Regions from separate parts of the Homo sapiens genome. Here region 1 is linked to region 2. Evidence: chromatin loops called from intact Hi-C (ENCODE). Cell type or tissue: IMR-90. All regions are shown on one strand.

Region 1 (4,000 bases), 100 kb after region 2:
CTTGCTGCTTGAGTGTTTTGCTGAAGGCTTGTGAGTAACCTGACTCTCACTCATGACTTTGTCCATCCAGTTCTGTAAAGAATAAGACATCAAGCACATTAAGACTGTGCTTGCAAAGATATTTTAAAATTATTTCCTTAAAAAAATTAAATTCTGCCGGGCACTGCAGATATTCTGCTCAGGACTGTTATTCCAGGTACTTAAGAGGCTGAAGCAGGAAGATTGCTTGAGCCCAGGAGTTGGAGGCTGCAGTGAGCTATGATAATGCCATTGCACTAAAACCTGGATGACAGAGAAAGACCTCATCTAAAATAAAATGAAATTAAAATTAATAAAATAAAATAAATAATAAACATAAATTCTGTCATTATATCTCTGGAGGAAGTAATTTGTACTTCACTCTACAGACTTCAGGCAGTAACAGGCTCATAAAATTAGATCTCTCTGTCAATTTATGATATTGTGGATGGAGGGGATGATGATAACATTCTCCTTAGTTAAGTTTAAGAAGCCTGAGGTTGTTGGTAGTCAGTCCCTCACTTTTGGTGCTGAGTTTTCTCTCTATGCTATACTACTTGCCCCACTCCTGTTTGCTATGTTACTTACTAAATCTGCTGCTTTGCAGGTTCCAAGGAGCCCTATTTATATCTATTTTTACTCTGCTGCCCTTTGCACACATGGAGGTCCAGACCATGTAATTTAAGAGAGTTTTACATCAAAATCTAATTAAGTGAACTTTCTTTACACCTGAAAAAGCAATCCATTTATTTATTTATTTATTTATTTAATTATTTATTCATTTATTCATTTATTTATTTTTTTGAGACAGGGTCTCACTCTGTCACCCATGCTGGAGTGCAGAGGCGCGATCTCAGCTCACTGCAACCTCTGCCTCCTGGGTTCAAGCGATTCTCCTGCCTCAGCCTCCTGAGTAGCTGAAGCTACAGGTGTGTGCCACCACACCTGGCCAGTTTTTTGTATTTTTAGTAGAGACAGGGTTTCAACATGTTAGCCAGGAAGGTCTCGATCTCCGGACCCTGTGATCCACCTGAGTTGGCCTCCCAAAATGCTGGGATTATAGGCATGAGCCACCGGGCCCAGCCCGCAATGCACCTTTTTAAATCCTCCAAGAAAACCCTAAAGGACCTCACTTGGTCACCTCTTAAAATTGTTCCATTTATTAACTACTGTTAAGTACATGTAAACAGGGACCATCTTATTTAATATTTAATCATACAGGGTCTCCTATTTTTACCACTATCCTTCCGAACTTACGGTCCTTCCCTACCATTGAGGATACCTTGGGAAAATGCATTCCAGCTTCCTAGCACCTGGGATTACTCATTTGAAATATAATCTGTTCGTAAGCTAAGGGCTTTGGGGACTCTAGTTAGTGGACTAGGATTTGAAATTCAAAAAATCATATTCATTCATAATTTAGAGTACATTCTGAACGACTGGTTTAGAAATGGAGCAGATTTTATTGGTTTTACAGCCCCTAAGCTTTGTAAGTTTCTCTTTCCAACCACCAAAAATATCAAAGTTGCTTGTCTGTCTTCAACTCCCAATGTGTATTTACATAAATTAGTTAGAAGTACTATGACACAGACTCTGTTTGGAATGTTTGGTCTGTGTATTATTTTAGAAGAGGAAAGTCTCATATTGAGTTTGAATCATGATGGCAACAACCTGCTCTACTGGTTGTATTTGTACATGTTTACAGTGGTAGAAATTACATTCTTGCAGAGTTCATCACTGTATTGAGTTGGGCAGGGTGATCCTTTCTGTAATTCTTTTTTCTTATTTCCCACAAATGCCTTCACTGACCTCTTGGATTGACTAGCAACTGCGCAGAATGTCTTCAAAATAATGAAATGCTCTCATGTGCTTTTTAGAAAATGAAGAGTCATGAAGGAATATATAAAAACAGAGTGGATGAAAATATATGTTGTTGTGAGGACATGAAAATTCTTGATGCGCTGTCCTAAGACTTTTCACCTGAAGTAGTTTCTTCTTACTCATACTGATTTTGTGTTGGGTAATCCTGTCTGATCTGGGTCGTCTCTCAGAAGATGATACATTTTTAAAAAGTTTTTTGGGTCCTTTAAAAAACTCTTTCTAAGAAGTTTTCAAGCCATTAACCTCCTATAGTAACAAAAATAATTATAATTAAAGTATTGTACTATTATTTTGTGTCAAGCACTATATTTGGGTCTTTGAAAACTAGTCTAATTGTCTAATACATTTTACTTGAAAGAATAAAGTAAAATGATTATCTATAAGTGTCAGGTGAACATGAGATATAATTTATCTCAAGATAGGTCTATATCTTGGCAAGAATTTCCAGCTATATTCTTGCAAATGTTTTTCATTTCCTTTTGTTTTAGATTTAAGGGATATTTACCAACAGTATCTGAACAAATGTGTTTTGAGGGAAAACTTATAAAATGGCCATAGATGGACTCATGTGCACTGCTCAAATAGTTTTTTTTTCTGTTTTGTAAATTCGTGGGTTTAAAGTAGGTATAATTCTTTCACAAGATACTACTTTATAAATAGAGAAATATGCAAATAAAAGTTGGCCAGACAAGGACCTGAAAAAAATTGAGATTATGAGGTAGTGTATTTTGTGTGCAAAAAGGCATTAAGCAATATATTTTCCCTCAAAACACATTGCTTAAATGCTGTTAGTAAATGTTATTTAAATTTAAAAAAAGGCAGGAGGTATAAAAAAATTGGCAAGAATAGAGCTGAAAATTTTTGCCATGGTATAGACCTATCCTGAGATTAAATTATATCTCATTTTCACATAATACTTTAGATCATTATTTTACTTTATTCTTTCAAGTAAATGGTATTAGAAAATTAGACTAGTTTTCAAAGACCCAAAGACTAGGGAGTCCGGGAGATCTTGCTGAAAGTGAGTTACTTGCTCTAATAAAGGATGGACTCTTGAAAAAATCCTGTTTTAGGGGAAGTGAGTTCCAGAGCAGCCTATAACTTGGCAAATTGTCATTTTGACAGATGGAGTGAAAAGCCAGCAGTTAGGAGACTTGAGCTATGCATCCTCTTAGGTGGTGTGCTCAGAAAGCCAGCAGCTAATATGCTCTCACAGCTGTCTGCCCAGGCATCATTACCATTTCCTACACAAGCGTGCCATGTGCTCTTAGCCTGGTAAAATATAAGATTATTATTCCAGGCTGCACAGCACGTTAGTGTTTGAGGCTTGAAGGAAGAAGGAAAAGAGTAGATATATAGAGATTAAAGAGCCTTCATCTTTACCTCCAATTTTTTTTGCATAAATAACTGAATTATTTTAACCACAAACTATCAATACAAATAATTTGAGAATATTGACACACACGATTTCAAGGAATTGCTCAATTATTACATAGTAACTAATGGGCAATTTGACAGGAAGCATATATTCTAAGACTATAGAGTTAGGAAGGACATAGGTTGAAAAGCACAAAATAATAGAACACACTGATAAAAAAGGAACAAGTTTAGAGTAGACAAATATAAGTTGGGGTATATCATTTATTGCTCCAGTGACCTTAAGAAATTAATTTATTGGAGCTTCAGACTCCTTACTGTTAAATGATCACAATAATATGCCCATCTTTAGAACTCACCAAATAACCTACAGCTACTAATAACAAGAAGAAATATGGAGAGGAAAAGTGTTGCATCAATAAAATTAGCAAAGTTGTTTCTCCTACTCACTTATAGAACCTGACTGGGGAAGAGAAAGAGACAGTCATCCTTCATTTAGAACCAACCCTTTATGCTTTCCACATAATTTTTAAATCAAATGAGTCACAGAAGGTATGACTTCTGCACTTGTCTGCTTTTCATGAGGAGGGGTTTTTCTTAATGTAGCTGCCTTGACTCCCCAGTCCTTTTTTCCTCCTTACTAAGGTGGGGAAAGTTATCATGCTGGTGTGTAACAAGTTATCATGCTGGTTTTGTTTTGTCTTTACTTTCCTGTTTGTTTTGA
Region 2 (4,000 bases):
GGTGCCAGGCAGTGACATTGGTACAACTAATATATGCCCTTATGGAACTCAAGATTTCTTATGTTAAATACAGAATAAAGGAAGTAGGAATATTTATAGCTGTTAGGCCTTTAGTTAATTTTGTCTAGATGGAGTTTCAAATTACTTATGATTTGTTGTCAGTTCAGTGCATAAGGAGAAATTTATCTTATAAATAGCTTAGAAAGGAGTCATGTCATAAAATGACATGTCTCAAAATGTCTTGTGAAGCCAAGTTTTCTTCCAGCATGGCAAGCAATCACCATTTCTCTTGCTGAGCATCTAATGAAGTCATAGGTTTGATGTAGAGGGTATGTTGTGTGAAAAGTACTACTTTGAAATATTAGATAACTTCAGAGTCACAACATGCTCATATTCAGAAAACAAGTGACCCTGACTTCCGCTGATCCGCAGCTCTCATATTACACCAGCCATGGGTAGGTTGTTTGCTGAGTGTACCCTCATAACCCAGTTTTTACTGTATCTTGCTCTTCAGCAAGTGCTGTTTCTCCTTCCAGTATACTTCTCTCTGGTTTTTTTTTTTACTTTGCCTCAAGTCAGTAGAGTTTAATTTAACTAGTTTTTTTGTGCATATACTATATTTTCTTTCAGTCATACTTTTTAAATCTTAGTTACAAAGCACACAACCAATAAGGACCCAAATGTTGTTTCGCCTTAAATTACTTTCTTTTTAATATTTTCTTTTTAATATTCCTCTCCATTCTTGTTTTACATTTGGTGGGTATATTTATTTGTATCTCTTAAGTAAAAGAAACTAAGGGACTTTGAAAAAAAAACAACTTTTCACTAATAACAGAGAATAAGTAAGACGTTAGTATCTATGTCAATGGTGGTGAGGGAAAGGGTAAATGCTTTCTAGAGTAAATAAATTCAAAGGATTGTATGTCATGTTAATATAACAAAAACAAAATTAGAAAGACGTTTTCTTAGATTATAGTAGTGTATTGTGTATATACCCTTATCTAATAGTGTTTGAGTCTATCCCTCCACTATATGTATATCCTAAATTGTACAGAGACACTAGTATGCTAAAATTTATCATAAGAAAAGATTAAAAGGAGAGAAATGTTTAAAAATGAGATGAAAAACCATAAGTACATGTGTGTGTATGTATATATATATGTGTGTGTATATATTTCCATATTTCTTGTTTCATTCTAAAGGATGGTCTGTGCATCTCTTTCCAGAGATCATGCACCTACAACATGAAGGAATGAAAGAAAACCTAATAATACAGAGACTGGCTGAGCGCGGTGGCTCACGCCTGTAATCCCAGCACTTTGGGAGGCTGAGGGGGGCAGATCACGAGGTCAGGAGATCGAGACCATCCTGGCTAACACGGTGAAACCCCGTCTCTACTAAAAATACAAAAAATTATCCCGGCGTGGTGGTGGGCGCCTGTAGTCCCAGCTACCTGGGAGGCTGAGGCAGGAGAATGGCTTGAACCAGGGAGGCAGAGCTTGCAGTGAGCCGAGATTGTGCCACTGCACTCCAGCCTGGGTAACAGAGTGGGACTCCATCTCAAAATAAATAAATAAAATAAAATAAAATAAAATAATACAGAGATAATTCTTCATTTACAATAAACACTAAGAACACATGCACACAAACACACACACACACACAGAGAGAGAGAGAGATTAGATTAGTAGCAAGGAACTTACATACATGATTAATGTGAATGCCTTCTGAACCAAAGCTGAAGGAAGCAGATGAGAGCTCTGTGGGCGTAGGCTGCTGCTGTGAGCATACAAATAAGTTTGATCATAGCTACAGTCTCCATGCCTAATGTCAAACAACTGTCTTGAAAATCCTAAGTGAGAGTGGGGTGGGTAATTCAGCACAAGTACTGATCTCTGTTGTCATGAATGTCCTTGACAGTGGTAAGAAGTGGGGACCCATTGGGAAGAGCCACCTGAGGTGGCTTCATGACATGATGGATTTTGAAGAGATGTCTTAGACAGATCTAATGTTAGAACAATAAAAGTGGTACCATGGCTGTAGGAGATCCTGAATGCATGACATTCTTTATCACTGGGATAAAGAACATTCTAGATTAAGTCATGTAACATTCACCTCAGCAAATGGAACAGCAGGGTCAGCAAATCTCATTTTGAGTCAACAAATGCAAACATTGCATTATTTCTTTTCCCCACTGAGAGACTGTCGTAACACACATAGGATGCTGGACACAGCAACATGGGAGCCAGGTTCTGTACTCTTCTACTTAGGTAAACTTCTGTCAGCCCGCAGAAGTCAGTGAACACAATTATATTAAAACAATGTGTACCATGGACCCATTGGTCAGAAGCCATATTAAATGCAGTTTCATGCATGGTTAGTCATCCATAAACATTTCTGCTTGTAATAATAATGCGGTCAGAAGTAGGCCTTGTGGGGCTGAAAAGAGGTTACTAAACAAAAGTATTAAGGACACAGTCTGTGCAGTGTGTCACTTGGTCAACTGGAAAGCAGTGACGACTTTTCTTATACTTGCCAGGGTGGAATTCTTCTCAGTGTATTGGTGTGAGGTTCTCTCCGGAGGCATTGCAATCTGTTTCTAACTACTTGGCAACAGCTTTTGGAATAAGGCCAAAAAGATTGTCAAATAATACACAGAGTGGAAATGAGCTGTTTGAATTTTTCAGCCATCCTTCCTTTTCTTAGGGCCAAAGATGTAGTTTTATAAATCTCCTTAATTAGTAATTTCTACCAGAATGAGTTAGAATTATTACATGGAATTTAGCTCTTCTGAATGATGTTCAGTCATTAAGTTATGACAGCTGGTATGCAAAAAAATGTTGACTTATTCCAATCGTTCTGATGCCTAATAGAAAGTAGAGTTTTTTAAAAGCATGTTCATGGGATGGCATTCAAAAACAAGCTTAAGCAATCTTTCTGAGATTGGGAGCCAATCCTTGAGACACCTGGGAATGAACAGTAAAAGGATTGGATATATTGGTTGAATCAGTCTCCTCATTTCACATGTTGATGTTTTAAGAGATAGGCGGCTTGGCAAACCATGGTGAGAGATGACCTCTTGAGTTGAAGGCTTATGTTCACTCTGTAGTTCAGAGGTCTGATCTTTCAATGCTTCCTGACGAAGCTCTCCTCGTTTTGGTCCATATCGTTTTATTTTGAAAGATTAGTCACAGCATCAGACAGATGCAAGTAGCTATTGTGCCAGACAGGTCAGGAGAACCGCTATGTAGAAATGCTTACAGTTGTGGTCTGTTGCAAAATACGTGAATTCATGAGAGAAGACACATCGATAATGTTTTCAATGAGAAGTGTAATTACGTGGCTGCTTTTTGCATGCCTGCCCTCTCTCCTCCTTTTGTTCCTTGACAGAAATTCGCAGGACCCCTTTTTTAGCAACAGAGCAATACTATAGCTTAGGTATTTGAGTGGAAATTTTGAGGGGTGTGGGGAGAAAGAAAAATTAAATCCATTTTTTTAAACAGAAAATGTAAGAATTAATTTAAAAGTGACTCAAATGATAATTGTTTCCAAAATTACAACTTTCTAATCTATCCCTAGGTGCTGTAAACTGCAAACCATAATCCTGTCTTAATACTGCAAACAAATCATAGTGGAACTAAGGGGAACTTAATTTACTGGTAAGAGTATTTTCCTTAATCAGTTGTTTTATGCATTTTTGATTGTATTTAATTATTGCAGTACATAGGGCAGGAGTCACAAAAGATAAGGATAAGGAGACGTTGCAGAACTTTTGTCTTCACTACGGTCTTAGCGTAGATATGGACCAGATATATCATATAGTGAAGGTTTTTTTTGTTTTTTGAGTTCCATTAAATTGCTGGTTTATTTTTGAAAGAGCAAAACCCTTACCTTAAAGTTATTTTTCTTGTTGGCTGACCTGTTGGCATATTTGAAAGTGGCATATTTATAATATTTATCAAAATGTCATTTTTAATAGAAAAAAATAGTTTCACCACTG

What was found. Peaks named below come from ENCODE experiments on the same cell type or tissue, not always from the same donor. Only the 100,000 strongest peaks of a DNase experiment are listed, where the experiment ranks them.
Region 1: a loop joins it to region 2, with 2.9 times the contacts of the local background. A loop is called at or near these places in 1 of 110 quality-filtered maps.

The regions. Positions count from the first base shown.
Region 1 is chr3:344,680-348,679 of GRCh38, forward strand. It overlaps CHL1 (cell adhesion molecule L1 like), which reads left to right. Exons shown (of 28, transcript NM_006614.4): 9 at 1-30. Among named protein-coding and RNA genes, the nearest start is that of CHL1-AS1, 39 kb to the right of the region's middle. In IMR-90, no CTCF peak of the experiment used is centred here; a DNase peak (open chromatin) is centred at 1,742.
Region 2 is chr3:241,034-245,033 of GRCh38, forward strand. CHL1 (cell adhesion molecule L1 like) reads left to right here. Exons shown (of 28, transcript NM_006614.4): 2 at 3,580-3,659. Among named protein-coding and RNA genes, the nearest start is that of CHL1-AS2, 46 kb to the left of the region's middle. In IMR-90, no CTCF peak of the experiment used is centred here; DNase peaks (open chromatin) are centred at 2,438 and 3,228.